2 separate regions of the Homo sapiens genome follow, and region 2 is linked to region 1. A link is a loop called in an ENCODE intact Hi-C map of the cell type or tissue named here. Cell type or tissue: Calu3. All regions are shown on one strand. Links, peaks and the distances in the headings refer to the core of each region. The heading gives the core; the rest is flanking DNA.

Region 1 (16,552 bases), core at 7,077-15,076:
CTGTCCCATTGGCTCTGCCTCTGCCCCGCAGGTGTATGCTGGGATCAGTCACATCATCCACATGCTCCTCACTCTTCTTTTCCTTCAGGCTGTTGATGAACCTCAGGGTGATTTCATCCCATTCCTCAGGCAACAGCATCAGCAGAAACCCAATGCAGATGATGATGGTAGCAGCCAGGCGGACAACATTGAATATCACCTCCTGCTTTAGGAGATCCACAGCTAGGAAAGAAAAATCAAGTCAGTCATTTCCTATGCCTGTTTCTAAGCTTTGAAAACAAGTCACCAAAGTCCATGTTACTTCTAGAGATTTCCAAGAGTCTTCTTTATTCTTCCAAGTTAGTGTTTCCTTTTTCCACATTGCTAGGTTTGCTTTCCACTGCCTGTCTCTAAGTCATGCTTATCCTTCAAGGCTTAGCTTAAATTCCATGTAATCTGACTTAGTTATCTCCCCAGTTTTCTCTCAGTACTTTTCCTCTTTACCCCTTTAACCTTCTCCAGTTTCATTGGACCATTGGAGATTTTTCAAATGAGCCAAACATGTTAGTGTCTAACACTTGTGCAGGCTGTTCTTTTTAAAAATTTAATTGAGGTGAAATTCATGTAATATAAAATTAACCATTTTAAAGTGGACTTAGTGGCACTTAGTATATTCACAATATTATGCAGCCACCACCTCTCTCTGGTCCCCAGATATCTCCATCACTTCAAAATAAAAGCCCATACCCATTAACTCCTCAGCTTCTTATCCCAAATCCCCAGCCCTTAGCAACCACCAATCTGCTTTTTTCCCCCTATAGATTTGCCTATTCTAGTTATTTTATATAAATGGAGTCACATTCTCTGTGTTCTTTCGTGACTGGCTTCTTAGCAAAATATTTTTGAGGTCCATCCATGTTGTAGCACGTGTCAGCACCTCATTCCTTCTTATGGCTGAATAATATTTCACTGCATCATAATTTGGTTATTCATTCAACTCCTGATTCACATTTAGGCTTCTCTACCTTTTTGCTATTGTGAATAGGGCTACTATAAACATTTGCGTATGAGGATATTTTTAATCTCTGTTTTCACTTTTTTGGGGTATACACTCAGGAGTGGAGTTGTTGGTCACACATGTACTGTTCTTTTTAGCATGAGCTACCCTTCACTCCTCATATCTCACTTCATCCAGCTAAACCTCTCCTTAGATCTCTCCCCTTAGGCTTCTTGCAGGAAGCCTTTTGGATGCTCCTCCTATGCGCCCTCGCAGCATTCAGCACATACCTCTATTAAAGCAATTCTATGTTGTAATTACTCAATTTTTTTTCCTTTTGTCTCCCTCTCAATGCTACATGGTCCTGAGGGCAGGGACTGTGCCTTATTCAGGACCTGTCACTAGTGTTAGGACAGTTCCTGGTGTACACTAATTGCTCAGAAATTCTTTGTTGGATGAATGAACGAAACTCCTTGACAACTCCACTCTGATATTTCTTTTCTCTGAATATCTTACAGCCACTGGAGTCTGTCTCACACAATTTGGCATTTAATATTAAATTATTCTGTAGAGTTCCAAGTTGTTTCATGTAGGTTGGCCTTCTTTTACAAATTCAGCCATAAGCATTTTAAGAGAATAATAATGTATTTTTTTCTTTTTTGCTGCCCTGATCACATGATAAATATTCAATAAACATTTGCTGATTGTCGTGGAGGACAGAAAAGTGGCTACTCAAGACTTGAAATTATAAAATTTTAAAGTTAAAAGGACTGTACAATCATCCAGATAATCCATTTGCATTACTTGTTTCACTGGCAGGTTTCTCTAGAAATATCCTGGAAAAATAGCTTCTCTTGTCCCTGAGGTGAGTAAAATTGCTTTTTCCTTATATCTATTCCAGAGGGCCATCTGCTCTGCCCCAGGAGAGCTTTCCGTGGCTCCCCATGGATTGTCTGAGGAGAAGCCAACCTCATGTACATCCTCTGCACTTTCATTAGTGACGGTTACTTGAAAGTCCTATGCTGGGATGCCTTTTGTTTCCATAGGACTTCCTCTAAAAATACCACAAAATTAGGTTGTCAGGGAGATTATATGAAACCCAAATGATACATTTGGTATTTAATTCTAAAAGCACAACCAAGTAAAAACAGTGTTTTTAGCTGCAGATTTTAAATCTGCTGCATAGTTACTCTGTTGTCTGCCACCTTCATGATATTTAAAAACATCTTCCCAGGCAAGGAACATAATTCACAATTTCTAGAAGGAACAACTCAGGACACAGAACAAACACAAGCAAGAGACTTGTAGTGGCCAGGATCTGCACATGTCACATGGTGCCTGTACCTGCATTTCCAGGAACGCTGAGCACTGTCCCAATGGAGATTAGGATTGGGTATGTCAGCACCACCCCAACATTCACCAGGATGTTGAAGGCTGTAAAATAGAGGAGGAAATGCAAGATGAAAGAGAAATAATACGCTGGACTTTTTTCTCCTTATAGTAAATGAATCAATGTCTTTGCTACATGTGCCTTTTAAACTGTCTATACCTTTGATCCTCTAATTTTGGAGATGGATGCATGTGTATTCTACCTGAATTAGTCATTTTCTTCTTTCCTCGTCTGCCACTCTCTTTACCTGAATCTTGCCAATAGACTGGCAAAAGGTATATGGACAAATACAAAGAGGTAAAATAATTGATTCACAGGACTGTTTATTAGCACTATAAAGGTAGATTGGGGCCAGCCAGAGGTTAAAAGCAGGTGATTGATTGAAGATGGTGCCTCATCTCTTTATTGCTGTGCTATTTTGTGCCACATTCATAGACATTAAATGGCTCTAGTGTTACTGCCTAAAGGAAGGTCTATCCAATGATAGCCTATGCTGTTTTATTCCCTCTCTCTGGAGGTCAGCATCATGTGGGCAAACAAGGGTGGGTTTAATGTAATTCACTGAATTCCAGAGACTGTCTCCACATTCTGATTTGTGTACAGATAATCAGAGGGCAGATCCACAGAACCAGCTGAAGGTGTAGCTCCATGCTCTTCAATGAATACCTTTTGGACCTCTTTGGTTAAATATAAAATTAGTTAAAATAATCATTTATCCACTTTAAAACTTATCAAAAACACATTTTCAAAAAGAAAAAAGAATTATAAATTACAAAGCATTATTCTCATAGAGTCTACTCAAATGTTTGTTTCAGGGGATAGAGAGATGAGTGTTAACAATTGTAAAATGTCCTCAATTCAGAGATCTCCATGACAATGAGGCAAGCATGTTGTGTATATCTCTGCAGAACCAAAAAAAGTTCTAGAAGCATTCGAATAAGGATGATGTATGTTCTTCTATTGTCATCTGTAATTCCCGCTTTAAGCCCACTGGGTCACTTTGTGCTTGGTAGTTAGAAACAGTGAGTTTGACTTTTACAAGACTTGGGCTCCTTTATATTGTTCATACAATAGTGGCAAGCAAGGCAGAGGGTCTTCCTAAACTAATAACTGCTCCTCATTCCTGACAAAGCTGCAACATAAATGAATATTCCAGCACTTTGACACTCCCCTCAGACTCAGGGAGTCCAACATCGCAAATTCTGACCAATCAGGAATTTATTAAATACAGCACAGGCTCTGCTGAGCTCCATAGTATGGGGCCTAGCCTGAGTTTAAGTGCAATTCAGACATGCTAGGTGAATGGATGAGGCTGACTTGCATTTGGGCTAACACATTTCCTGAAAGATAGGTCAACCTGAGAGGAGTGAGGCAAAGTAAACATAAGCAAACAAGAAACCATAGCTACAGGAGATGTGGGGTAGTTCAGGGTGCAGATTGATGTGTATCTCTCAGACCTGTGTCTCAGCCAGATCACATCTGATTTCTATGGAGAAGAGAGGGACGGCAATAAACACTTAGGAATAGGAGCACTGAAGACTGTAAGATCCTGGGGTGTGTAACAGGCTGGAGGGAGGCTATCTCCTCGATTGCCACAGCACAACTTTGGCACAGTGAGCTCTCTGCAGTGCACTGGGGTGGGCCTGGTAGAGCAGCTGCAGTGCTGCTTGGCACTGTACCCAGTGGAGTGTGGAGCTCATACTGCTTGGTGGCGAATGCCAGTGTTCAGCTAGCACAGGTGGCGTCCAGCCTCTGCAGGCTTGCTTAGGAGCGCGTATTGGATATGCCAAGGAGTATATGTTGGTGGAGGGCTACTTTGCAGCAGCAAGGTGGAAATCACATGTGCAATGAGGAGGCTAAAGGCCATTGAAATTTTACTTAGGATTGTTCCCATTTATGTTGTTTTTGGCCAGAAAATAATCTAGGTGCTTTTAATGAGGATGTTTTGGTCTTACAGAAATATCACTATTGATTTCTACTCAGCTTAGCAGAGGTTATGAGAGGTGCTAACCATATAATTTTGGCTTTGAAAAGTAGAACTCAAGGGACCAACAATTAATGTTTGATCCTTCTCTTGAGTGTTTTCTGTCGAAGACCTCCCTGAGTCTGAGGGGCTGAGCCAGCATAGAAAAAGATGACCCAATCAATACTCTTGCAGGGATGAAAATAAGAACATTTAGCTCCCAGGAATTGCAGTGCTGCTACTATTTCAAATTATATCACCTCAGTAAAGAAGGTCAGTTGAGGGTTGATGGATGTTCTGCAGGTCGAGCATTGTGGGAAAATGTGGAGTGGGCAGAGGGAGTTGACCTCTGAGTAGCACGTGGAAATAGAAGCGGCATGAAAAGGATTTCTATGGAGAAGAGAGGGATGAGGGATGAGCAACAACATTGGGTTGTTGCTGTTTTTTAACTGCTTGGTGAGAGAAGAGCAGCCTTATTATTTTTCAGGCTCCTCTCACATCAAGTGACAGCAGCACAGCTTAAAAGTCAGATCCTGGAGCTCAGGTGAAGCAGCCAGCCTCAGAGTTATAGGAAGCTGGCAATGAAGACATTACAAGGACTCGAGGTGACTTTTTCTTGGCCATTAACTAGGTACTGTCTACTCAGCCAGGATCACCAAGCCTAGTGCATGCTGCTGTCTCTATATACTGGCAATGTCTTCCTATCACAAATCCATTCTCCATTCTCAGCCAGAGTGAGCTGTTTCATATGCAGATATGAGCCTATCACCAAACTGCTTAAAAATTACTAAGTGGACTTTAAATCCAAACACCTCAAAATGGCTTTCCAGGCTCTTCCCAATCTGCTTCCCTCTTAAATAGCATCTCCCTCCCTCCCTTCCTTCCTTTCTTCCAAACTCAGTGCTCCCACCAGTTTGAACCACTCTGAGTTCTTTGAATGCACCGTCTACTCCCTAACCTCTGCCCAACACAGCATGGCACACATGGAACATTATAACATGATACAGTGTATTAGAAAGAATGAATGAGGCTGAAGAAGAATGGATTGAAGGCCAGTGGTATACAGAGAGGCCTGGGCCTCCAGTGCACACCTTAACTCATGGGAGGCATACTAGTTGGATAGCTTGAACCTAATCAACCAGTAGCTTGCAAAGAACCTTCTAAACATGACCAACGACATTGAACAACATAAGTTTGGGAACTAGAGCACAGAGTTACCCAAGGAAATAATCCTATGATGATAATCTAACTAGCCAAAGAAAGATTGATATAGGGAATGGAAGGCAAAACCCGAGGCCACTTACCCAGCCACAGCCCTGCCATCCCACAGAGACAGCCCCATGGCAGAGCAGCAAAAGAGGACCAGTGCTCCACCTTGGTGAAATACAAGATGACTGGGGTGAAGGAGATGAAGATCAAATTGAAGAAACCCAAGGTGGAGACAAAGTGTGCAGCTTCCCCAAAGTTGGCACTTCCAAGAAACATTTTAAACAAGACCTGGAATGAGAAAGAAACTCTACAGCCACACAGAAACTTAGCCAGAGCAGAAACGTAAGTCTTACTGTTCCATACTGTGAGCTAACTGGCCCAGAGTTTATTCTCCATTTCTTCTTGCCCTGACATCTTCACAGCACTAGATGGGCTGTTGAGATAAGGAATTAAAATACTCCATAGCCTTCATATGAAATAGCAAATGTCATAAAATGAATTTCTTATGGTGCTGAAAACTGCTGGGTAGTGTACATTGTGTTTAGTGCCACCATCAGTGATGGGTATTGGGTGAATGATAAATAAGAGTCCAGACAAGCCCAGAAAAATCTTCTAGGATTGACTGGCCATTAATCCTTAACTTAAAGCATGGGATTTGTTTTATCCTTATTTTGATAGATACTGAAAACTAAATTGGACAGAGAGACCCTGTCATTATGTTGTTGAGAGAAATAGTATTTTTGCCTTGGATTTATAAGCAGTTTTCTTTGTGAGCTCAAAATGACTTCACAAATATGGTGCTTGTTCCCCAGATTAAAAAGCAGTTTTTATATATTATAAACCTGTGTGCAGAGGAAGATGGCAAGGAGAAGCAAATGGCTAACATAAAATCACACAACAGATTACAGAGAAAGCCAGGGGTATAGTCCATATTTCTTAGCTTCTTAAGCCCACCACTCCCTATACTAATCCTGTAACAACACAGAGTGAAGCAGATCTCTTCTGCCTGGAATTATATTATGCTGCAGATATGATTTGGTGCATGTCAGAATGAATACATTCTGTAACCTGGTCAGGGGAAATCCCTCTGTAAGAGTGCCATTCTGGTCATATAGCAATCCCAGGTACTGCTTCTAATTTCAACTGAACTAATTTTTTTTTTCTGTTGAAAGACTTAATCAAAAGAATTTGAGCACGTGGTAGTCTTTGGTCACATCAGACATCTTGGTGGATCTCAGTTGGGGAGCAAGTTAGACAGTAATGGCCATTGAGTGAACATTTGTCAAGCTTGTCACACAGAATCAATGGGCCAAGAAATGTCAATATGGAAATAGACTTCATGCCCTCTGAGACACAGTGTTGGTTAATAATCAGAACAGGCTTCCAGGAGGGACGAAAAGGGTATTTTCGGCCTTTCAGAGTGTGTTTTCTCATTGAAACACCAAGAGAGGTGAAATTGGAACAGTTCTTTAATACATCCAGAAAGTTGACTTTAAAAGTAGAGCTTTGGGGAATAACTTTTTAGATCTGCTCTCTTAGTGCTCACTTCTGAAGTCAGGTGCAATGACTCCGAATAGAATTTTCTTTGATGACAGGGAACTCCAGTGGAGAAAAAAATGGTGGGTACCTACAGCAGACGTAGAGCATCCATCAGAGAGAAAAAGAGCTTCTTCATTTTGCTAGTAACACGAGCTCCTGTGGCATGGGGTTAATATGTGCCAAACAGCTCTCTAGTGACAGCTTATTTCTAACACCTCTTTTGAGTTAAAATAATGACCATAGATAATTAAATTAAAAAACACAGGGAGAGAAGATGCCTTTCTAATGTTCCTGCTATAACTGCCTGATAAATGAGGGATTAGGGCATAGCACATGGGCTTAGAAGTTGGCTAGTCCAGAGTTTAAGTCTTGGCTCTATCACTATTTGGCTCTATGATTTGGGGCAAGTTATGTAATCTTTCAAAGCCTCAGTTTCCTCATCTGGAAAGTGGAAATAAGTATTTATGCCTCATAAGGTTGTATTAACACAGGCAAAAATTTTCAGGCAGGTACCCATCACATAACAAGTAGTTAATTTACTTACTATTATTTCAACACATCTATTTTCTTTCTAATCAATGATTACATCGTACTTTCTTACTTTAGTACTCAAGTCTAAGTTATGAGTGACAGTTGCTTACAAAAGAAAGTGCACAACATACCTTATATAATGCAGATGTAGAGGCTGAGCCCACCGCAAATGCCACTCCTATGATGGAATCAGCGTGGAAATTATCTGCATATGCCATCATGACAATGCCGGTAATTGCCATTATTGCAGCAACTATCTGTCAAATAGGATGCAAAGAAACAGAAAAGCAATGATCCCTCTGTATCCTAGAGCAGGCAATTCAAGACTTCCTGAAAGCTGCTAAGTACTTCCTTAAACCTAATTACCTTTTGTACATCACTTTAAATGTAGGAAGGCTCAGTATTAGAAATAAATCAATATGTTCATGAGATATCCAGGCACAGAATATAAAAGCTGTTCACATTCTAATTAAAGACTAGTAATTTTATTATTTTTAATATATTTTTACTTTTTTAGGCCTAATAATTTTAATTTTTTAGCTCAAGCTTTCTAGGGACTAACATTTGTACTGGTGAAATAAATTTAATAGGAAGTCACTTCTAAGCGTTTTCATCTCTTCTGTATTTCATCTATTCTTTTTCCTCCAATTCAGCATACATTTTAATCAGCTCCTTGGCTCAAGGTATGTTTCTGAAGATCTCCATCTAATCAGGACCTGATTAGAGAAGCATGATATTGATACAGCTAAGAGGCAAACTTCAGGCCAATGGGAAAAAAGAAAGAAAATAAATTCTCATAGAGATGTATAAAGGAGCAAGCTGAGTCTGCACTGTCACTTGGAATGTCAAATGGAAGCCAGTACTTCCTTTTGTTCACATGAAAATTAATTCAGTTTTTCAGAAAAACCACTGAAAGATAATTTCATTTAATTACTCTAGAGCATTAACTGCATAAAGTGAAATATTCATAATTCAACTGAAGTCATCATTGTTCACTGTAAATTGATGATTCTAGCTATATTCAAAACAGGAGTCTACTCCCTTAGTGAATTGCTGCTTTGTGTCATCTCTTTATCTTGAACTAGTTCTACTGGAAAGCAGTTCAGAGCTATAGCAAACAGTAAAATGATGCTGGAACAGGTGACAATATGTCATTTCCTTGTGAAATGGTTTCACTGACTTTAAAATCCAGATGAAAATTGGTGAGAAATTTAAACCTACATGGTGATTAATTTTGTTAAGCTTCAGTTCTGAGTATTCCCAAGTAAAGAAATTCTTCAGTTCTGAGTATTCCCAGTAAAGAAATTCCCAAGTAAAGATAGCTTTTTAACATATGTGATTTTCGGGGGCCCTTTTGAACACTATTAGTGAATTGTTTTTTATAACGTAGATTTTTAACATGTAATTACTGACTCGCTTGAGGCCACTGCAAAGTATGTTCCCAATTACATAGAATTCAGACGCTGCTAAAGCATGTCTTTTGTTAGTGGCCACCAAAAGCAAGGGCCCACTTGGTTTCAGAGTAGCTCCATATTAAAGTGTCCTTAATGAAAAACAGCAGGAGTACTTGAGAATAGACATAGACATGTCAGCAGTGAAAAACCATCTTCATTAAACATTATCCAGGAGGCTGCTTGATGGGAGGTGGTTTTCTTGCTGAGTGAATATCATATTCTCTGAAGCTGCCGGGTGTGTGTTCTGGTTAGACTTGGCCTTAAACTATAAGGAATAGAATTTAAGAATTTAGGTGTCAAGGAGATTTCTAAATAATAAGTAATAGACTCATCAATAAACACAGTGAGGGGGTTATCTAGACCTGGATAAAGGTCTAGACTCATCAATACACACAGTGAGGGGGTTATCTAGACCTGGAAATTCTATGAGGGTTATCATTTTCCTTGATTTGGGGATTTGCAACAGTTCTTTGGGGGATCTGATTTCAGGGAAATAAAAAAGGCACATTAGATATTGGCATATCCTGATTTGGTTTTGTGTTTAAATGATGTTCACTGGTTAGTGTTCATGTGCACAAATAGATTTCCTTCATAAGACTGAACTGACGGGATAATACATTTGAGTTAACGTTTGTTTTCTTTTAGCTAAGCATTGCATTTTCTAGGTCAAATAAACAAGCGGTTACTTGAAGCCAAGGCTAACAAAACTGTAAATCCTAACGAACTTTCACATGATGTGCTATTTTATATTTTAAATTATTAAAAGCATTCTATAATACATAATACATGGGTTTAGGCAATTACACACTGTAGTATGTAATTCTGGGTTTAGAAAATTGTGAAAACCAATTAAAAAACCCCAAAGCACAAAACAAAATCCTGTCTAGAAAAGGACAGGCAGTTGGTTTCATTATCCCCAAGATATGACCACAGGTAGGAACTCTTCCTTTTCTGAGTTAGCTACTAGTAAAAATAGATATGCATAAAGTTTCTATTATGTTTCCTCAAGATAGGAATTGAACATGGGTAAAGATTACATAACTCTGTAGCAATTCAAAATTATAACCATAGTGAGCCTCTTAAAGATCTTCATTACTCGTTATATTCAAGTGCTTGTGAAAATATTAGCCTGGACCACTTAAATTGACATGTCAATTACAGCAGTGTCTCTTTCAATTGCCTTCACAGAGAGAAGCATTTTTCACTTTAGGGGGTCAGACAATGCTGTTAAGTTCTGAAAGAATGAAAATCTGAATATTTGAAATGTTAGAAAAATTCTCCATGACATGAGCAGTAATTCATAAGTTATATAGTATGTTCCTGGGGCAGGGTGCGGGTGGAGGGTATAGTGGGAATAGATAAATTATTTGCCACATTTTAGTTTAAATTTCAAAAATATCTGATAGGTCAAATTCTCTATGGCTATATTTTAAGAAATTTTAAATATATTTCTTATCTATACTGTTGTAAGTGAAGGAAGAGATCTCAACTAATCTTGAAAATGAGGAAAAATTGTGGAGTGGTTGTTTGGGTGATCTCAGAATGGCTCTGCTTGGCACCACTGGTTTAACTTTAGAGAGTAAATACTCTTTAGATGTCTGGAGAACAAATATCCTAAGCACGTATCAGTCACACACATTTTCAGAATCAATCAGTCATCAAAGAGGGATTAATACTCTGTTCTTCTCAACAGAAAAACACAAAACGACTCTTCTTGGCCTCAGCTTTCTGGAAATGTGTCTGCAGGAAGCCAGTGCCTAAAATATTGTGTCAAAAATGCTCATATGTGTTCATTCACATGAAGACAACCACTAAAGTGCTCCTGGGACACATTAACATCCATGAGAGGAATTCTTCTGCTGAAAATACACCATCTAGTGGTGCCACCTGCTCGGCTTCTGAAAAATCTGTCTCTTGACAATCTATTCCAGTTCCAGCCTCTTAACCAACCAGAAGTGTCTAAATAAGATGGAAAACTAGGCCAGGCACAGTGGCTCACGCCTGTAATTCCAGCACTTTGGGAGGCCCAGGTGGGTGGATCACTTGAGGTCAGGAGTTCGAGACCAGCCTGGCCAACCATGGCGAGACCCCCATCTCTACTAAAAATATAAAAAGTAGCCGTGCTTTGGTGGCACATGCCTGTAATACCGGCTACTCGGGAGGTTGAGGCAGGAGAATCTCTTGAATCTGGGAGGTGAAGGTTGCAGTGAGCTGAGATCACATCACTGCACTCCAGCCTGGGCAACAGAATTAGACCCTGTCTCAAAAACAAACAAAAAAGATGGGGAAAAAAAAAACTCACCATTACCATTATCTGAACCTGGCTTAGGTGAGAATGTTAGTAACCATAGTGACCATAAAACTGCCAATGCCTCCATTTAAAATGTTTAAACCTCTCTGCCCTCACACATTGTGGTGTGCCCACCTGGGGTGAGTCATTGAAGGAAGAGGATTTATTTAGCCCATTATCTCAGCATGCCAGTTGAGTGGCATGGCCTCGTGAGCCAGCTATCTTCCTCTGCAGGCTGGGGCCCTCAGACAGCTCTCTGCACTAATTTTCAGAGCCAATCAGAAGGGATCCGTGTGGCCATTTGAGCCTGTTCCTAAAGCCCAAAGAGGGCTTTACCAGTGGACATTTGGTGATCTCACTGTACTAAATGCTACCTGTGACCCTGCATGGAGGGTGTTTCTTTTATCTTTCAAATAATTAGTTTGTACAGATAAAGCCTAAAGAAATATCTGGCTTTTGGCCGTTTTTGTTTTCTTGTATCTTTTTTTTTTCTTTTTTCTTTTTCTCTTTTGGCTCGGGCCATCAAAAGCCCACAAAGGTTTGGTCCTTCTGTGCATCTCCATGAGGGTTTATCAACCTGATCCCATTCACTATGGTTCCCACTCACAGATGGTTTTCACAATTCTTATTTGCATAACAGTACCAGCTCTTTTAGGGTCCAAGGCATTGGATGAACCTTTAGTTGCTTCTCTTCCTACAGTGTTCCTTTAAGATTTTAAAGGTCAAGATGACTGATTATAATCCAAACATGTTTCCTTACTTTGCCTTGAGGCTAATTCTGTTTCTTGAAGCTAGGTGAGTATGAAGCAGCTGGTTCACAAATGAACCCTTGAATTCCAAAGCCTACAGCAGCCCCTAAAAATGCAGATCTCAGACCACACTGCTGGCAGCTGCTGTGCTCAAGTTGAAGACTAAAGGTCAGTAGTTGAGGTTGGGACACACATTAATAGTTTGACGAATGAGAAACATGCTAATGATTATCTCTCTGGGTAAATTTAGATACAGTTGATTTTCAAGGAACTATGGCTATACAGAATCCTTAAACTTCTGCATATGTTATATTTAAGGTTCTATGGAAAACTTTCTTTTTTACTCAGATTCAATTAAACTGAACAAGTGCTGAAATGTGAAAAATAAGAGGTGTGGCAATCTATAGCTGTCCAGATGCTGTGTGTGACAGGGGGAAGGGGGGTACCTTGGATAGCAGCAAACCCAAGGGATGCTGGGCCTCTGAACTCCCCCTCTCCCTACATGCATGGATTTTTATCTGAATAAAATCCATTTGAAAATGATCTCAGAGGGAGACCTGGATGTCAAAGTTGTAAAGAAATCCCACGAAGAAAGAGTGAAGGATATATGTGGAGGGTAGACACATTGACTGCACCATGTTGAAGGGGTTACAGATTCCTTGAGGGTGTAAAATCGGACAGCCAGCACAACCCAGCTGTCTCCTCTCTTGGCTATATTCATAAGTCATTGTCCTGCCAAGATAGGGGTAAGAGGGAGGATGACTCCCACTGTCCATCCTCCACTGCCTCTTCCAGGAAGCATGGAAGCTCTGGGCAGAGAATTCTGCATTGCACATGAATAAAGAGGAGCCAAAGGCAAGATGGAAACAAATTGTCAAGTTACGTGTCATCTTAATTCTTAATATTTAATATCAGCATAAATCAGTAGCAGCTCAGCTCCAATGTACTGTTTTAGCCTTCAGGGGCCCAATTTGAATTCAAAGAAGTATATGCTATACCATGAAAGATTCAGTTTAACTGATGTACTTCAGTCAGTTTTTGGTAGATCCTGGAAAGTCTTTGAAAACAGCTATAGTTTGGGAAGCTAACTAACTGCACAGGGACCCAAATATAGCTGGAAAATATGTGGCTCCCAAGCCAGAGGGACACTAATGCATTTCACAGTCTGCTAAGACAGTTGGGATCTGCTGAACCATCCACCAACCACCAACATTCTCCATATCTTCAAGGAAATTGGAAAATATAAGAAAAATTTGAATGAATAGTATAAAAAAATAAGAGAGGGACAAAATCTGAAAGAAAGTTTCTACCATTCTAGTCTGGCATCTACTTTTCATTGGTGTAAAACAGATACCAACAGCAGAGAAGAAAGCTCCCAGCCAGTGGCACATTCCCCTTGGGAAGAACCTTTTTTTAAAAAAAAAAAAATTAAGGTGGGTTCTCTGGTTCTTACGAATTTAAGAACTCTAGCTAAACATAATAAGGTCTGAGAGACAGGAGAACACCTATTTTCAAGGCTGCAAGAGCTGGATTATCACTTTCTAACATTTTTGCAATCAAAAAATTATCTTTTAAAGAAGTTTACTAATTTTCATGGGATGATCACAGATTAGCTGCAAGCAATTTGCTCATGAAAGGGCTTTTTATAACACATCATAGATTACCAATAAATGGGCTGAAATGACTTCATACTAAATGTAAAACAGATTACCTTTCCATCTGTAATTCAGTGTTCAAAAGAAACAAAATATTAGCAAGTTATTCATAATACATAATTCATTTTTATGTGAGCATTAGTAATTCTGGCCTACTTGTGGTCCGGATAAACCCATATTTATGATGTTGTAACTTAAAGTGTCTTTCACTCTGTTCATGGTGTTCTTTTTACATTAAAAAAAAAAATTAGAAGTAGGGAAGGCCATAGCTTCTCATTTTAAATGTGCTCATTCCTGGGGAGCTAAGCATATGAAAATTATAATCCAACAAACATCTGTTTCTAAACTACTGATGCTTTAGCATGAACTAGAAATATAAATTTTAATCTGATGACTGAAAGCATCCCTTTAACTGTTTTTTTTTTTTTTTTTTTTTTTTTTTTTTTTTTTTTTGAGTAGTCCAGTGGGATGACATCTGGAGGGGCTATGCTTTAGATTATTTATAGATGTGGGCAATAAGAGCTACATTTATGTTGTCAGTGCTGTTTGCCCTCGTTTAATTTCTCAAATGACCTAATTATATGTGTTCTCAATATGTCTTGGGAGGAAAATAATTGCTGATACTGTCAAAGGCAAAATGCTGAATATGTTTCAGTGCTTCTCACATTCCATGGCCTGATTATGGGCATCATTAAATTACACGTTACCATTCTTCCGGAACATCGCATTGAACATGTCCTAATGTTTCACAATGAGAAGTGAAGCACTTCCTCTTACTTAAAAAGAAAAATATTTGATTTTTACAGGATGCCTGACACTAATGCTTACTATTCTGCTATCTATGATGTCTTCACTTATGGATATATTTATTAACAAGTACTTATTAGCTATTTAACATTTCCTCTACTGAGTGTTATTAATTACAGATGCTGTATTAGTTTCCTAAGGCTGCTGTAACAAATTACCACAAACGTGGTGACTTAAAACAACAGAAATTTATTCTCTCACGGTTCTGGAGGCCAGAAGTTCAAAATACAGCTGGGACCAAAGGCATCTCTAAGGAAGGATACAGTCCTTGCCTCTTCCAGGGTTCTGGTGAGTGTCCCGGCATTCCTGGCTGGTGACCACATCACTCCAATCTCTGTGTCTGTGATCACATTGCCGCCACCTCCTCTTCTGTGTGTGTCTCTTTTGTGAGTCTTTCATAAGGACACTTGTTATTGGATTTAGGTCCCACTCAGATAATCCAATATGATGTCCCCTTTTCAAGATCCTTAAGTTAATAATATCTGCAAGGACCCTTTATCCAAATAAGGTCACAGTGACAGATTTGGGGGATTAAGATGTGGACAGATCTTTTTTGGAGTCACCACTCAACCCACTGCAGATGGCAAATTTTAAATGGCAATGGTTGGTAGCCTATAGGCAGATTTTTGATTTTTAAAATCTGCTATTTAAAGATAAGTTACACAGTTGTTTTCTTTTTCTCTAAAATACCTCAAATAAACACTGTACCTTTTTGGACGTAACCTCTTGCATCAGTGAGGTCCATGAGTTAAATGTGCTCATTTGCTTTAATACAACGGATTTTATTGCTGGTATATCTAATGGTGAAAATATGGATTTAATGTTGGTATTTGCACGCCACTAAAAGAACAAAAGAGCCTCCAAATCTCTCTTCTCCCCTCTTCTGACAAGGCTCTCCAGGTTCTTATGGGTGGTCCATGATAGTGAAAGACAGTGAAAAGAAAGATCTCAGAAGTATGAACTCATTTACTATATCCTCAAATATCAATCGAACCCCCACTTCGTGCCCTGTAATATTCTAGACATTGGAAGTAGAGACAGCTGACTTCCTAGGGGATGACTTATGTTGATATATAGGGCCTTGTGCTTGGAAGGTCCCCACCCTTGGCTCAGTGCTCTGTTGTTGTTATCTTAAAATTATTAATATTCATTTTGCACTGGGCCCCATGGATTATGTAGCAGATCTTGAAAAGAACAGTGGACAATATAGGAAAGCTTCCAGCTCTCAAGGACTTGTCAGGGTATCTGATGGTAGACAGCCAGCACCAGTGCCCCAGACATAAATATGTGATGCTGAGCCCTTTGGGGTCAAATCTAAGATAAGCCAGTAAAGAATGTAGTGTCACATTTGGATATACTGTAATGGTATCATGGACTGACTCACAGTTTCTGATTTTGTCTTCTATCAAAACTTTCTACTTATTAATATGAAGCTTCATTTCTAAATTTCAGAGCAGCATCTCCCAAGATACAATCAGAATTGTCTAACTAACTGTTTTCTTAAGAAAATCTTTCAGGGTTAATGACCATCATAAACCCTCTCTCTAACATAGACATTAGTTTCAGCATTTGGGAGGGGGAAAGGACCTTGGAATCATTGCCAATAAGAGCAATGTTTTTATAACAAAATATGTTTCAAATTCTATCTATCTTGGACATCTCTTTCAGAGAAGATAAGTTGTGTAATATTGATACTCTGAGAAAAGGCAATTCATTTATACCTCCTTCTAAAGAAGTGTTGTCTCAATATGTTCATCATAGTGGCATGCCGGATTATATGAATGAGATCTGGCTCCTTAAATCTTCAGGGCTTCCCAGCAATCTATTTTTAACATAGAACAAGCATATAAATATATATGTTTTTAATCCATATTACTCCTGAAAGGAATAAACTCAGAACTGAAGTTGTTGGTGGAAGTTTAATGCAGTTCAATTAAGGATTTGTATCCAAAAGAAGTTGTTGCTTGTACTTCCATTTCTGCATTAGTC
Region 2 (16,552 bases), core at 4,186-12,185, 89 kb before region 1:
GATCTACCCACCTTTGCCTCCCAAAGTGCTGGGATTACAGGCATGACTGGGTGTTCTTGAGAAGCTCCTCAGGTGGTTCTGCTCATAACTGAGCTTTTGTGCACTACTGATGCAGCTACACCTCCCTGACTGGCACTTGAATTGGTTCCTGCCTGAGTTACTCCTTCTATTCTCCCTTCTCTACACTCCATCACTTCCAGGAGAACATGAGCTCCAAAGTCTGCCAGCTGCTTTAACTTTCCTTTCAGAAGTCGCAGAGTGCAGCCTTCTTTGTAAATAAGGTCAAGGACTCACAACCCCCACATTTGCAAACTTTTCCAAAGCTGTCCTTGACAGAGTTCCAAGTCCTTGGTGTCCTGGTGGGGCTGTGTGAGAGTGCAAGTCAAGAAGACCTGACCTTGAATTCTGGCTCTATCACCCTGGGGCGAATAGTAGCTCCTACCTTCTAGGTTGTGTGAGAATTAAAAGAGATAATGCATATTAAAGGCAAACCACAGTACCTGGCTTATAGTAAGCACTCAACAAACCTTAGCTTGAACAAAACGAAGCAGCTTTAAAAAGCATCAGGAGAGCAGAGGAAAACCCCTTTCTCCATGTGCCAGTTTCTCCTTGGTCCCCTCCAGGTCTGAGACATCTTCCAGGGACTTTGCCAATGCTGGTTTTTCTTGGCGTGCTCTCAAGTGATGACTCTTAAATGTCTAACTTTAGGTGAGGTTTTTTTCTTGGTTGTTTTGTGTATATTTTTTAAGGTACGGTTTAAATGGTAAAAATTGTTTATGTGACTACAAAGGATATTTCATTCTGAGACTTGGAAGTATAGGTTAAATAGATGCCCCAAGTAGATTTTCAATTATTCAGCCTTTTCTTATTTAATTAACTTATTGATCGAGCGTCTTGTTTCTCCAAGTAGGAGCAGTGTCTCTTTCAGCAGGCAATTTTGCGTCTTAGAAGTTCAAGACCTCCAGAGACATAGCCAGCTTTTCTGCAGCTCTCTCAGCGGTGGGTCAGTCCTGCTGATGTGGGGATTTGGCCCACGGCACAGCGATCTGTGTGTGTGAACAATATTGGAAATTTCAACTGTGGGTTTGCCCTGGGGAAATACAAACAAGGAAAACTTAATGGGGCTCTAATTGGTGGGGCAATGTAGCGTAGAAGTTGTAGACAAGCCTGTCCATTAGAAAGCATAGAGCGATCTGAGAGCATAAACAATTTGGCCTGGCTGAAATGTGGGGGCTGGGTGCGAGAGTGGCAGAAGATGAAGCTAGAAAGGCTAGGTAGGCAATGACTAGATCCTGAATGGCTTAGGATCCCATGTTGAGTTTATTTTATTTTATTGAGACAGAGGCCTTGTTATGTTGGCCAGGCTAGGTTTTGAAATCCTGGCCTCAGGTTGTCCTCCCACCTCAGCCTTTTGAGTAGCTGGGACTACGGGCATGAGTCACCACACTTAGCTCCATGTTAAGGAGTTTAGATGTTGTTTTTAAGCTGACAAGAATCCTGCTTGTTTTTCTAAGCAGGAGAGTGACATGGTCAGATTTGCATTTTATGAGATTACTCTGATGTTAGTGCAGTGCTTCTAGAACTTCAGTGTGCATGAGAATCATCTGGCAATCTTGATAAAATGCAGGTTCTCATTCAGTAGGTCTGGGGTATGACCTCCATTTTTGCCTTTTGTAATAAACTCCCAGGTGATACTGATGATGCTTGTATGTGGTAATACTTTAATTACCGAGTAGAGTTAAGAATCACTTAAAGTTAAGTGTTTCTTAAACTTTAAGGGAATCACAATAACCTGGAGGGGTGGTTAAACCCAGAGTACTGGGCATAACCCCTGCAGTTTTTGATTCAGTTACTCTGGCTGGGGCCCTAACAGGTTCCCAGGTGATGCTGATGCTGGTGGTCTGGTGACCACATGGAGAACCACTGAAGTGAATCATTGATGGATGGACAGTAAGACCTAATGGGAGGGGCCAAGTCAGGAGGCTGTAGCTGGAGCCCTGGTGTAACAGGACCAGGGCTATACCTAAGGCAATACTACTGGGAATGGAAGAGAAAGGGCAGATTTTACTGCTAGGTGATATCAGCAGGGCTTGGTGACCGACCAGCTGTAGGGAGATAGGGAAGAGTGACATTGGAGGCCTGGTTCACTGAGCCAGTAGATCAGCAGGAACAGCAAGCTTAGGTTGGGCAGTGATTCATTCTAGAAATTCTGAATGTGCCAAAGAGAGTTGACCTCCACAGAAAAGGGTGCAGTCAGGAAGATAAGTGTCTGCATATGGTACCAACTCTGCTGAAGCAAATTTGCCATGTGACTGCCGGCAATATATCTTCATATGCTTCATTCTCTCTAACCACAAGATGAGGCTATTTTGCCTTTTCTGCTTCTAGGGATGAGGCAAGACTTGCAATGAAGCATGCAAAGCATATTAAACCCATACAAAGAAAGAGACATTTAATTACCAAGCTTAAGCTTCTGTCTTTTCCTCCCAGCCATCCAAAATTACATGACAACATGCCCACTATATTCTGGGAAGTAAAAATCTCAGCAAGAGCTCAAAGCTGTTTGCTGTCTTCTCATCATGTCCCTCCCTTGGTAGTTTATTTGATGAAGTTTTAAAAACACTTGAAATGTTTTACTAAAAAATTGTACATGACTCACCGGGACCTCTGTTCAAGATTTCATCAGGCAACATGGTTAGAAGGTCATGGTCATCATTCCTTGGGGTGCTTTGAAGGGTTTTCTTGGCTTTATGGTCCCTTGGACTTTGCTTATTAATTCTTGCCTCTCCATGAAGACTTTTCTTTAACTCCATTTGGGCCTGAAAATCATCAACTATAAATGATCAATGTTCTTCCCAAGCTACTTTCACCAGACTAGATCAACAGATCAGCCACTTTGCAAGTTGTGTGCTTATCTGTAGACATCTGCAGTCCTCTAACCAGAACATGGTTTTCTTTTTCCTATTAGAAGGTATGGGAACTTTATTTATTGACAGGCTTGTTAAGAGAAAGGTGAGTGCACCCAGTCTCAAAAAGGTATGGCTCAATTAAGATGAGGACCTTTACAAAAGTGTGTTTCTGTCAGCTAGCTGATATGATTGGAGTTCCAGAGAGCAGTAACTAAAGGCTCATTTCCTAGAGGGAGGAATTTGGAACATGACAGTTACAGGCATTACTGGTAAAGGGTTTTTTTGTTTGTTTGGTTGGTTGGTTGTTTTTTTTACAAGAGGTCTTTCTTGTTAGATAATTCTATGGCAAGAATTATAGAGAGAGGCCTAGGTATCAGAATAAAGAACAACTCACCCCCTCCTCCTTTCACTAAACCAAGAAAAATGATCTAGCCCCATTTTCCTATGTCCAGAATGTCATAGGAGCAAACTGTTTTTAAAAATGGAGACTTGCGACACAGATACACAGATACAAACTTAGAAAAGACTCAACAAGGTTATCAGCAGAAGGAATCTTCCTGATTCTTCTCAGCTTTAGTAGTTGAACCTTCAACCTCAATGACGAAATTTAAAATGCTAAGTAAAGACTGGCTATCTATGCTTGATATATTCATGTGGCAGGGCAGTGATTATGTGATGAAAATTTGGTAAATATGACACTCTTCTCGTATTTACCTCTTGTCTTTTACGGATCATTTCCAGCACTTGCATCTTATGCAAATATTGTCTGTTCTCAGAAGTATACATTGGAGTTTGCATTTTCTTTTCTAGTACCTGCTATGAAAGACAACACACTTGTTAGTATGGGGTAATTTGTTACTGACTCTGCAATTCACAAGTTTAGATCCTTTTTGAAACAGAGTCAGATCTTAATCAGTCATAACCTGTAGAGATATCTTGTGATGACAAAAGTGGACTATCGTGTGTCCCTGACAAGTCCTTTGTGTCACTATCAATGAATGAAGTGGCTCTTTGATGTGTATATATGTAGTTTTTTAGGTTGCTATAGAGTTTTGTAAACCTTAAATGGGAATATCTTTCCACATCTCATTTTTGGCAAGATATCACTTCCTTTGTAAACAGATGCTTATTACCACCTCTCCAGAATTGTGTTCTGGTTTGAGGAAACCTTTCTTTTTCTCCCTGCCTCTTTTACCATTGAGTAATTGGCTGGCTATGAAATGAGAGGGAAGCTGCTGAATGGTGAAATGGAACCTATTTCTATAGAGTGCATTTCCATATGCCAGCATAAGCCTTGGAGAATATTGCAGTTTAGGGAGGATTTGAAGTTGATTATTTGTGACTCTGAACATCTCCCCGCCAGTGCATCATAAACTCCAGTGGGACAGTGCAGACGGTTATTGAGGGCAGCCAGAGGTCAATATACCTTCATTTGTCATTTGCTGTTGCCAGGAAAGATGATGTGTTTGACAATACCTTTTGTGTTGCTGTGTGGATAGTGACTGTCAGCTGATGTGAACCTCAGGGAGGGGCCATCTCCACAGATGCTGTCAGCACCACAAACGTGGGCTTGAGGATGTGACAGCACCTGGACATCTTTGTCAAGTCAGCCAGCCACACAGCAGCACCTAGCAAGCTCCAAAACAAATTAGGAGTGGAAAGTGTTGAAAATCTGCTTCTACCTCTAAGCTTTCATTTCTATGTGAGGGGAGTTCTAGTCAACAGAACATTATAAGTGCATAGCAGGGAAAAGATACACAGAAGACATTTCCCAGGATTAATTTTTGGTGAGGTTGTGTCAAATAAGTCAGGAATAACTTGTAGATAAGATTTCTCCTGCAAACTGAGAATAAAAAGTTTTAAACTGAGGGGAGGAATGAAAGGGAGGACTTATGCTGAATTTTTCACAGATTTGAAAACTTCAGAATCACCAATTTCTAAGTAAAAGTCTTTTCTCATCTACATTGCCCTGGTTTTCAACACAAAGCAGAAAAGGGTGCAGAGCTCATGCAAGAGGTAATAGCCACTGCCAGTTGGAGGCATGCACAGAAGAGAATAAATAGCTTTGAAAAGTTCTCACTCTGAATGACTTAACAGTTTGATTTGTCTTTGAACTCCTCCATGCAGAGAGTGCATGAAAGGACCAGTGTGCTCCAGTGCCCCAATCCTGTGTCGCCCACCCCCAGTTCACCTCCCTGTCAGGTTACTGCTGCAGCTCACCTTTGCTTTGTGCATTGTCCTGGCTTCTCGCTGGCTCAGGAGTCTTCCTGAAGTAATTACTCGTGGCAAGTCAATGGGTTCAAGCTTCTAGAAGTTCAACGTTTAGAGCAGTCAGCATTCCTCATGCCATGAGATGATGAAACAGAAAAGCCAGACATTAAATTATCTTAACACTTTGCAAAAGCGGCACTTATTTCTGAGAGCATACAGGAAAGGTGATTCTAACAGCATTACAGTTATATTGGTACAAAGGGCTTTTCAACCTATCTGGGTTCTTTATTATTCTAGTGCACTGTCGACAGTGCCTTATTGATCTAAGTGTTGGTCAGAGAGTTAGGAGACTAAGATACTCTTCTGTCTGCATTAAGGGACCATGTCCAAAGTTATCAAACCACCAGGATCTTAGAATATTAGAGATAAAAGAGGCGCTAGGAATTTATTTTATTTCACACATCCCTTAGGTACCCAGCTGAACTATTCCAGCCCTTAGGGAAGCAATCTGTTTTTAAGATCTCTAGAGAAGCTCCTTAGTAGTAATCACTGGTGATTATGAGACACATTTAAAATGAAACTGCAGTGTGCTAACACATTTTAGAGATGTCCTTTTCTAGCAGGGGCTTGGCTTGATAGGGGAGATCATGTTGGCATTTCAGGGGGTCACTAAGACTGGGCAGCAATTCATGTCAACCGGTCTGCCTCCAGCCGGATCTTGATCACTGAGAAGTGATCAAGCAGGTTTGGGAGACAAAGTCTGGTCTCTTGACATTGACATGCAATGGGGAACGTGGAGGGCCACAGAGTTTATGTGTTCCTTCAGTGACTACTTAATGACTGCTACATGCCAGACATGGGGATGCAACGGTCACCAAAAGTGGATGTGGCCCCTCATGGAGCTTACAATCTATGCATAATAGATGTACATTTGCTTGTGTGATTATTCAAGTGATAATTACACTGCAGGGCAGAAAAAACCTGCAGGGCAGAAAAAATCTGCAGGGCAGAACTATGACACTACATAACTGAAGGACTCCACCTGAAAAACAGGGTGTGTTAGGGGTTGAATTGTGCCTCCCCACAAAATTCATATGTTGAAGCCCTAGCCCTCCATACCTCAGAATCGGAACTTATTTGGAAATAGGGTCATTGCAGATATAATTAGTTAAGATGAAGTCATGCTGGAGTAGGGCAAGCCCCTAATTCAATATGATAACGTCCTCATTAAAAAGGGGAAATCTGGACACAGACACACACACAGGCAGGACACGATGTGAAGATGAAGAGAGAGGTTGGGGCGATGGTTCTTCAAGCCAATGAACAGCACCCAAGAGTGCCAGAAAACTACCTAAAGCTAGGAGAGAGTCGTGGAACAGATCTTCCTCACAGGCCTCACAGGGAACCAACCCTATGGACACCTTGATCTCAGTCTTCTAGCAAACTAAGGCAGGAGGGAAAGGGCTAGGGAGGCAGTTCAAGAAAGTGCCTTAAGGTAGTACCTTTTTAGTAGAAATTGGAAGATTGGGAGTTTTTAAGGGACTAAGTTGTGCCATAGCCCTGAGGTGGGGAGTGATCATGATCTCTTGAAGGAATGGAAAGAAATTGGTTGGCTGCAGTTTACAGTAAGTGAAACAGCAGCTTGGAATGAGCTGAGAGGTGAGGCAGGGGCCAGGTCATGCAGGGCCTGACAGGCCATTAAGATAGTGGTCCCTTAAGAGCAATGAGAAGACACTGACATGCGTTAAGCAAAGGAGTGACACGAGTACATTTGCTTTTTAAAAAGGGTCATGCTGGCTGCAGTGTGGAAACTAGGAAGGAATAATTATGGATGTGGAGAGATCAGCTAAGAGGACAAAGATGATGGGCTGGGGTTGAGAGAGGGAAATTGATGAGCTCTACAAATGTTTAAAGCTGACCAAACAAGATTCATTATGGTTAGTAAAGGGGAGTAGAGTCCACAGTACAATGAATGGAGGGTGTTATCATACCCTGTGATGGGCAATCCAGAGGAAGACCTAGTTTGGGTAGGATGTAGAAGGAAAATACAAATTTGGTGTGCAATAGATTGAGTTTGAGACACCTTTAAGACAGGCCAGTGTAGATGTTGAGTTATACAGGGAGCTTGGGAGGAGAGGTCTGTGCTGGAGATTTTGGGGAATAATCCCAGAGTAGAGCATGAGTGAAGCCCAGGTCATGGGCAAGGTCAGGAGTGAGAAGAGAAGAGCCAACAACTGCAGACTCCAGGAGTTCCAGTGGTGAGGCTGGTGCCCAGGAATAAGCTGGCCAAGGAGACTGGGAAGTGATGGCTCAAGAAGTAGGAGGAAAACCATGAGGACATCATGCTGCTGCAAAGAGTGTGAGCCCTACTCCCACCTTAGTCCAACGCTGAAGGCACATGCTAATTTACTTTAAAATGGTTTAGTTTTAGTGTGATTTGTTGCATTATTAAGGGGGTAGATTTGGAAGTTAACTTGGCTTTCAAGGTGACCAGAATAAAAAGAGAGAGTGGAACCACGGAAGATAGATACTGGATATTCAGCACTTGTAATGGGGAGCATGACCTGGGTTCCCCACTACTTCCCTGTACAACCACTTCTAGGTCCCTGGTCCTGGACTGGAGAGCACCCAGCAGTCCTTTCTGCTGGAGCAGCCCAAAGTAGACCTGGTAAGGAAGAGAAGAAGGGCAAAGGATGTGGAGACAAAGAAGAGACAACAAGGGGGAAGAGCTCATCTTTGTGTTAGATATATACCAGATAGTAATTTGCATTTGTGGTGGGAAGTGGTTCTCTGTTCCATTCTCACCTCAGAGGAGGAAGTGGGTCTTTTAACATAACTTAGCAAAGATGTAATGAGAGGAGATCAATCCTAGTAAGAGGAGTTTGTCTGTTCCCTGAGTCTTAACTCTGCAGGACATGAAGATGCAAAGCAAATGGGACCTGCTGGCACAAGAGGCAGCTTCTGATCAAGTCAGAACCCTGCAAGAAAAGGGGAAGGAGAAGAAGGGGAGGGGAGGCCAAGGGAGAGGAGCCCCTCAAGGCACCTATGGGAGGAAGAATCAGGAATGACTGAAGGGGGATTTCTGGAAGCTGGGGAGAACAAATATTTGTGCCATCCTCTGGACATGGAGAGTGTTCAGGATTTGGTTCTTTCTCATTAGGCCTATATGCCTTCGCAGCCATTACTGCACGCCATGCCCAGGGTTATAAATATGTAATCTCATTCAATCTTCATGTGAACTCCGTGGATAATTACGAAGATTCCCCATTTCAGACAGGTTGCTGACTTGTCCAAGGTTGAACAGCTAGAAAGTGGCATCTCCAGGATTTAAGCGCAAGTGTGTCCAGCTCCAAATCTAAAGCTCTTTTCTGCACTATATGTTATCCAAAATGGCTTATCATCAGACTTTTCCGGGATTAAAAAAAAAAAAAGAAATTCTTGGCCCCTTCACTAGAGATTGAGATTCAACAGGTCTGGGGTATGTCCTGGAAATAAATATTTTCAAAACTCTCCCAGGGATTCTGATGATTTCTTTCTAGGTTGGGGGCCATTGACTTCCACATTGCCTTAAGTGAATAAAGGAACGACATCATAATAGACTACGGAGGATTTTTTTATGTGGAATATTTTTGAAAAATTGAGTCTGAAGAAGCCAAGAATTTTTAGTTTTATTAAACTAATCTATCCATAAATTCATGGACCAAGTTTTTGCTTTGATAGTATAAATATGTAGTTTCACAGATCTCTTTCTTCCATTTTCAGCCTTTCTATTTAAACACACAATTCTAATAAGGGTTCAGTGGTAGATATCTTCAAGAACTCTCTCCAGGTTGAGTTTCTCCCTGGCGTTTGAAAAGAGCCCAAGGAATCACACTATTCCTTCACAAAAGCCACTAGATGGCAGCAACTAACATTGCACCTGGGATCTCTTCATTAAATCCTTTGCCACTTGATTTGAGAAGCACTGCAGAAAATTGTTGGTGAAATTGGCTTCTGCTAAATTAACCAGTCAGATGAAATTGCCTCAGAATTCTGGGTTTGTGTGCATGTTCCTTTTCCCTGCCCAGGAAGTGAGATGCCTCACTTCATCATCTTCAAAGAGAACACAATGGAAGGAACTACCAGAGAATCGGTTAGAATGACACCTTATTTTCACTTTATAATGTAAGTATCATTTGTCTAAAGACTTCTGGATTATTTGACTTCTCAAACAAAACAAATGATCAGCATAATCAGTTGAAGCGTCTGCTAGGAGATTTGGGAATCTGGTGAAGGGCCAGGGGACTCAAGAGTGCTGATATGGGGGTTGCAATGTCAATTGATTGGTCAGGGTGGGTCTTATAGGGACAGTGAGATTTGAACAAATATTTGAAGATGAGGGAGTTATCCAAGGAGATCATCTGAGGACACACTATATGTGTGGGGGAAACACCTCCAATTTAAGCTAGACCTGAAATGGTTGGATAAGAAGGTGATCAGGCCAGAGGGGACAGTGCTAATCAACTCCTCAATAAAAAGGCCCATTTGATTCGGAGTTCCCTGGCAGAGGCTCTCAAAGCCTCTCAGCTCCAGGCTGGATAACGCTAGTTCATGACTTGCTCTTTATTTGAGGAGTAGATGTTTAGGAAGTAGAAGGTGCCAAAAATATATCTCAAATAATTTAGCATACAATTAGATTTGGTTTAATAATTTAAAATAATTTTAGAATTTTCTTTGGCAGAAATTAGGCTATTAATTAGCATGTCATGAGGACCCAGCATGTATTATTCTCTCAAAAACTCATTTGTGCTGGAAAATGTGCTGAGCTTCATTTGTGAAGATAATTATAGCTGATCTCTTTGGGAGTGTCTGCCAAGTTTCTAGTGATTTCCCTCCTCTCTGGGAGCTGACTTCAGAGTCTACAGGGGAGATGACTCTGCCCACATATCTACTGCATGAGCATATCCTCTGGCCATAGCTCATTGGACCAGAGCTGAAATCATGAGCAAAGCTGAGCCGATATCCTTTCTCCTAGGAATCTGGAATTGGAGTCAAAAAGGCCAATCTGTCCATTTGACTGGAACTGTAAGATACAAGCTCAGGGTGGCCATATTTCATTGTGTACCTGAAGAACAGAAAAAACTGATCTTTGGGGAGAAAGAGTATAGCAAATGCACAGAGAAGAACTTAGGGATTGAGAGAGCTCTGCATTTCAGGTTGCAAGGTATAATTCTTCCCTGAAGCTTAGGTGTCTCCCAGATCTTTGGTTCAATAAAACATTCCTATATCCTTTGATTAATCATGTTAGTTATTTTTGCTAGTCAATGAGACTTCTAATACAGTCATGTTACAGTGATGGTACAGACTTCTAATACAGTGATTACAGGTCTGCAGTAGCAGGGAGTGCACTTTGAGTGCTTTATCCCCCCTCCAGCAGGGATGATGGGTCTCACTGTCATTCATTTACTCATTCATTTTACTCACAAACCTTTGTGGATCTCATATTAAGTATTAATGGCTGAAGACATAAGATTGAATAAGACATAGTCTTTGCAACCTACAGAATGGGAGAAAATTTTTGCAGTCTATCCATCTGACAAAGGTTTAATATCCAGAGTCTGCAAGGAACTTAAACAAATTTACAAGGAAAAAACAAACAACCCCATTAAAAAGTGGGCAAAGGACATGAACAGACACTTCTCAAAAGAAGACATGCATACAGTCAACAAACATGAAAAAAGCTCAACATCACTGATCATTAGAGAAATGCAAATCAAAACCACAATGAGATACCACCTCACACCAATCAGAATGGCTATATTAAAAAGCCAAAAAACAACAGATGCTGGAGAGGTTGCGGAGAAAAAGGAATGCTTTTACACTGTTAGTGGGAGTGTAAATTAGTTCAACCATTGTGGAAGACAGTGTGGTGATTCCTCAAAGACCTAGAGGCAGAAATACCATTTGACCCAGCAATCCCGTTACTGGGTATATACCCAAAGGAATATAAATCATTCTATTATAAAGATACATCGATGCATATGTTAATTGCAGCACTGTTCACAATAGCAAAGACATGGAATCAACCTACATGCCCACCAGTGATAAACTGGATAAAGAAAATGTAGTACATATACACCATGGAATACTATGCAGCCACAAAAAGGAACGAGATCATGTTCTTTGCAGGGACATGGATGGAGTTAGAAGCCATTATCCTCAGCAAAACTAACTCAGGAACAGAAAACCAAACACTACATGTTCTCACTTATAAGTGGGAGCTGAACAATGAGAACATATGGACACAGGGAGGGGAACAACACACACTGGGGCCTGTCAGGGTTGGTGGAGAGGGAGAGCATCAGGAAGAACAGCTAATGAATACTGAGCTTAATAGCTAGGTGATGGGATGATCTGTGCAGCAAATCACCGTGGCACTTATTTACTTTTATAACAAACCTACACATCCTGCACCTGTACCCCTGAACTTAAAAGTTGAAGAAAAAAAAGGCACAGTCTTTGCACTGAAATAATTCATTTGTCTTGATTCTTTGTTTTTAAGATGGTTGGTTAGGGTGTGTGTGTATGGGGGTGGTGGTGCAGTGTTTGACTCTGAAATACCAATGTTCTCTTTTTGACCTTGTTTGACTATTGAGAAAATCAAAACCTAACCTCCTTTGTTTAGGACTGATAGATATAAAAAGTACTTGTGAGCTATAAAGTACTAGACAAATATTTTTTACTAGAGTAATATCTTCTATTTGAACTAATCAGCTTAGAGGCTTCACAGAAACATGTATTAAACTCATCCTTTGAAAGGAAGTATTTGATTTAGGAATAAAACACATTTTAAACTGCCCTGTTTACCTAGAGGATTTGTAAAAACTTGTAAATTAGATATTAATTTGTTATATTTCATTTTATTTTTCTTTATCTAAATAATGATTTTATAGTTTCTAATATTTTGGGAAAAGATACTCTTTTGAGACAAAATGATACAATCACTTCAAATAATGGCTGTGAGCTTCTGCAGAAGACAGGTAAATAAAAACCAACTGAAACAGAAATAATCCCCAACAAATGAGCTCCAGTACCCCTGGGATTGGTCCAGGCATCTGGGTGAATTGTGTAGCAGGTGGGATTTGGCTTCAAATGTCAGTGATAGATCCTGCTCACAAGAGAGCCCCAAACCCTCCTTCCAATGATGCTCATTTTCAAGGACCACTCCAATCTACCCATTCCCTTTCTAGGTTGAGAGTTCTTAAAATGTATAGCTAGCTGCAGAGAACCCATTAAATATTTATTGGGGTGAATGCGTTTAAAGCTCTTGCTTTGCTTCCTTGGAATCCAGTGTCCCGAATTTAAACAACCAGTTAACATCTAGAACAATAAAAGGTTAAAGATAGAAGGACTATAGAAATTACTTATGCTGACAGTTAAGAGTACAGACTTTGGAGACCTGGTTGATATCTGGCCTCTGTGAGTCTTTGGGGGTAGTTACTGAACTCTCTGACTAGCATGTATAAAACAAAGATAATTCTTCCTTTTTCATAGGTGGCTAAGAAGATTAAATGAATGACATAGATTGAATTGCCTAGTATAGTATCTGACTTGTAGTAGGGTGTAATTAAATAGTAGTAGCTGTTATTATTTATTACAAGTTGTTTTCCCATAGTCACCCAACTAATCAGTGCTAGATTCAAGCCTCTTGAATTCCATGGTATCTATGTCCTTGCTACTAGCTTCTTTCGGTGGCTGGTCTTAAAAGCGAAATCATTGCTAAAGGAAATCTTAAAGTAATAGAGTATTTGCGATTGATGACATTTTTCTTTAAGAACATTCTCATTAATAGCTTGGTCCTTATCAATATCCCTCTTTGATGATTATAGTTTAAAAAGGGATGTTACCATTTTATCCAAGAAATTCCTTATGAAGCCTTTTAAATTCATCTTACTTGAAGTCTTTGGGGTGGATGCCTTTTAATAATACTTGTTTCTCTGTGTTCCAGTGGGATGTCAAAATACATGTCTCTGGATGCTTGAAGGATTGGGGAAGAAACAGGAATAAAACATTAAATATAATTTACTATTAAATCAGGCAATCATTAGTTACTAGACTTTGTCAACACAATTTTGTACCTTTTCAGTTATATATGTCTAACCTGTGGGTTGAATGTGGAGATGAAACACAGAAAGCAGGGAACCTACATTAGTGCACATGACACTATTTTAGTCTGGACCCAGGATTTAATATCTGCTCTCCTAACTTCCTACTCAGGTTCATACTTAGGGGGAGAGTTACAAAATTACCAATATGTTGACTGCAAATATTTTTCAAACAGAATTTGGCCTGGAAAATAGAAATTTATTGACTTATTTTAATTCCATAAAATCTCCTCCCTGAAATATAAGACATCAGAAAAATATATAACTTTAAAAAATGAAAACAATCTTCTTAGATGAAATAGATGATAGATAGATAGGTGATTATACAGAGATGAGAAAGAAATGGAGTACGTGTGAACACAATTCAATAGCCCCTTTAGTGAAAAAAATTTCCACAGGTTGCCACTGTAATACAGCATATCAATATTCTTTCCTGATGAAACAAGCTGGGGATACAGAGTTAAGCCTCTATTAGGAAACAGAGAGGCTCAACAGATCCATTATGGATTTTATTTTCCAGCTTGATTATCCTGAGCTCTTGGGAGTGCTACCATGACCAGCGCTGCATGAATGAAGTTCTTGTCCTTCCCTTTTAACAATCTGGACACATTCTGACTTCTAGATTGTTTCATAGACTATTTTACAGTCCCACTTTGCATTTTAAATGGAAAAATCCCTGGGTAATTATGCATCTCTCTCCTTAAGACATGTGAATAACCACTTCAAGGACTTTGTTCTCTCTAACTTTTAGTGGGATGGAAACTATGTCCTTATTTTCTTTTGAAAAGATGCCAGCATATTGAGCAGGATGGAAACAACAAACATACTGGATTTAACAATGTAAGTATTTTCAGCTATTTTTTCAGAAGGCTTACTAATCCTTATTTTTTTTATTTTAGTGACATTACTCCATTATTTAATTAGATTTTCCTCAACTGGCATAGGCTGTGTCAGGCATTTATTTTTACCCCTGATTACAAGTGAAAAAAATTGATGAAGTAACTTGCCCAAGGTCATTCGATTTGGTATTTGATGGAGCTGGGGTGAGAATATGGGAGATCATGAGGATTCTCATGATCTTGTTATTTATTTTTAAATGTGATTTTGTCACTTCAGACATAAGCTCACCATTTATTCAGTTACCTAAATCTTTTTTTTCTTTTAATTGAGACAGAGTCTCTCTCTGTCACCAAAATCTTAAAACTCTCAATGGGGGTTTGGATAAAAAGGGAATTCCTCAATAGGAGCATTGCATACTCTTAGTACACATTCACGCTCCATTTTTTAAATCATGTCTATCACCTATCCCTCTATCTATCATAAAAAAATTCCTAAGGGGAAAATTCCCATCCATGTGCTTAAGAACTTGAAGAACATAAAGAACATAAAAACAGGCCATATAGAAACAACCAAACGTTATCAATTCTGCAGACAATAGCCATGAAAAATCATTCCAGGCAAGATTTGCTAGGTACCAAAAGAGAATGTGAGGCTTTCTGAACAAGGCATCCAATAAGGGAAACTTATTTGTGTTATTGATCCAGAAGGTGAAGAAAAGGGAAAACAATATACATATATATATGTATATAATAAACATATATTTTTCTAAGTGAGAATGTCTGTTTAATTATCATTGTGGTCATCATAAAACATTTTACATGGCTTATAAAATATCCCAGGATTTATGGCCACTTCAGGCTCAGAGCTTCCAATCATAATGGGAAAGAATTCTGTTAGTTCTGCAGATGACCATGAAGAATGTGGGGTTGGGAAAAGGGTGACTCATCCACTCCTCTGTACTGCAATAAATCAATACTGTTTAGGGTGGTTTCAAAATTCATGTTAGAATTAACTCACTCTTAAAGTGTTGCTTTCAAAACCACAAAGTCTGGTGCATTAAACTATACTGGAGAGAATGATTTAAATTTAGAATCTAACTGAAACGCGATTGCTATCATTTATCACTAGTATCTATATAATTTTAATGGTCTGGCAAAACTAGGTATAAACATTGAAAGCATTACAAACTGAGCTGAAACAAAATGATTTATCCTTCTCATATGGAATAGTGAAAAGTCCTTTGTACAGTTTATACTCCCATTCTAATGAACCCAGAATACTTTCAACTGATGTTCAATCCTCATTGAAAGATTTGAGTTTTCAAAGATAGCCTAAATTCCTTTACATTTCAGGAATTTAGAAACTTTCTGAGATCATGGAGACAGTCAGATAAACCTATTAATAATGCTCCTTGGTCCAGATACACACATCTCATGCTGGGTTTTATGTTTACCTGTAGAATATCTTCCATACCAGTTTTCTTGTAAAGGTGGCAGCTGCCCTTCCAAGGCTTTATTCTGGTCCTGCAGTCTTGCCAGTGAATATGAAGTCTTTTCTTCCAAATTCTGATTGAATGCAAAGTCCACACGGCCAGCCGAGGGAGTCTCTACCTCTTTGTTTTGCAAAGGTGCTACTTTGATCACCCTAAGGTGAGTCTTAGAGTGACTCAGGCCCATTTCATGTGAAAGACATTCAGAGGAAAGCTGCGAGGGAAGTGGTTTTGGGGTCTTTAATATAGCTTATTTTAATCAAAGCATTTCAGAAGTTTACCCTCGCTTTACAAAGCAGTCATTTCCTTCATGGCATCCTTCTAGCTCTGTTTCACTGCACACTAACCCTTTTGGCCACTTCCTGGGAGGCTGGTTTCCATGGAGACTTCCCTTCAACTTTGCCGTTTCAGACCCAAAGAATCCAGTTAAACATTGACTTGGTTATGCTACTTTCTGAAATACTCAGTGATAGGAATAGAAGCCACTGTTGATCATTAAACAAATATCGAACACCAGGAAGGTTATTAACAGAGAGAGATGTAGAGCAGAGGTTTAGAGAAGTCTTAAACTTGACCCTTTCATTGCAAGTACCTTTGTAAAAAAACTAACTGCTGAGAATAGCTAAGCCATCTTTGCAATTAAGAGGATGCATGCTGATTGCCAAGGCTTTGTTAATCTTTAATTTAATTAAAGAATTTATCCCCCAAATAGGAAAGAAAGCAGCGGAGCGGCTAAAGCGTCATTTGATTTTTCTGTCGATGACTTGAGTTGCCTTTGAAGGGGGTGAATACATTGCAGGACAGGAGGATAATAGAAATTTTTTTCCTGGGGATAAGGGGAAAAAATTCTTGAATAAATGGTCTAAGTAAACCTTGAGTTTTTGAAGATAACCTATTTACTATGTTTTTAAACTAAATTAAATTAATTTATTTATTTTTGAGACAGAGTCTCACTCTGT

Evidence for each region. Peaks named below come from ENCODE experiments on the same cell type or tissue, not always from the same donor. Only the 100,000 strongest peaks of a DNase experiment are listed, where the experiment ranks them.
Region 2: it touches region 1 in a loop (6-fold over the local background); 4 of 110 quality-filtered maps call a loop at or near these places.

The regions. Positions count from the first base shown.
Region 1 is chr14:57,564,155-57,580,706 of GRCh38, forward strand. It overlaps SLC35F4 (solute carrier family 35 member F4), which reads right to left. Exons shown (of 8, transcript NM_001306087.2): 5 at 7,740-7,865; 6 at 5,634-5,826; 7 at 2,321-2,410; 8 at 1-222. It overlaps SLC35F4-AS1 (SLC35F4 antisense RNA 1), which reads left to right and starts at 14,179. Exons shown (of 2, transcript XR_007064193.1): 1 at 14,179-14,851. It overlaps LOC105370519 (a long non-coding RNA gene), which reads left to right. Exons shown (of 5, transcript XR_007064194.1): 3 at 89-1,841; 4 at 5,660-11,092; 5 at 12,144-14,126. In Calu3, for the core only: no CTCF peak of the experiment used is centred there; a DNase peak (open chromatin) is centred at 10,957.
Region 2 is chr14:57,477,936-57,494,487 of GRCh38, forward strand. It overlaps CCDC198 (coiled-coil domain containing 198), which reads right to left and starts at 15,922. Exons shown (of 6, transcript NM_018168.4): 1 at 15,558-15,922; 2 at 13,054-13,136; 3 at 5,130-5,216; 4 at 3,624-3,725; 5 at 2,660-2,819. The coding sequence starts at 15,780. LOC105370519 (a long non-coding RNA gene) reads left to right here and starts at 13,100. Exons shown (of 5, transcript XR_007064194.1): 1 at 13,100-14,104. In Calu3, for the core only: a CTCF peak has its summit at 9,051 (motif pointing right); no DNase peak of the experiment used is centred there.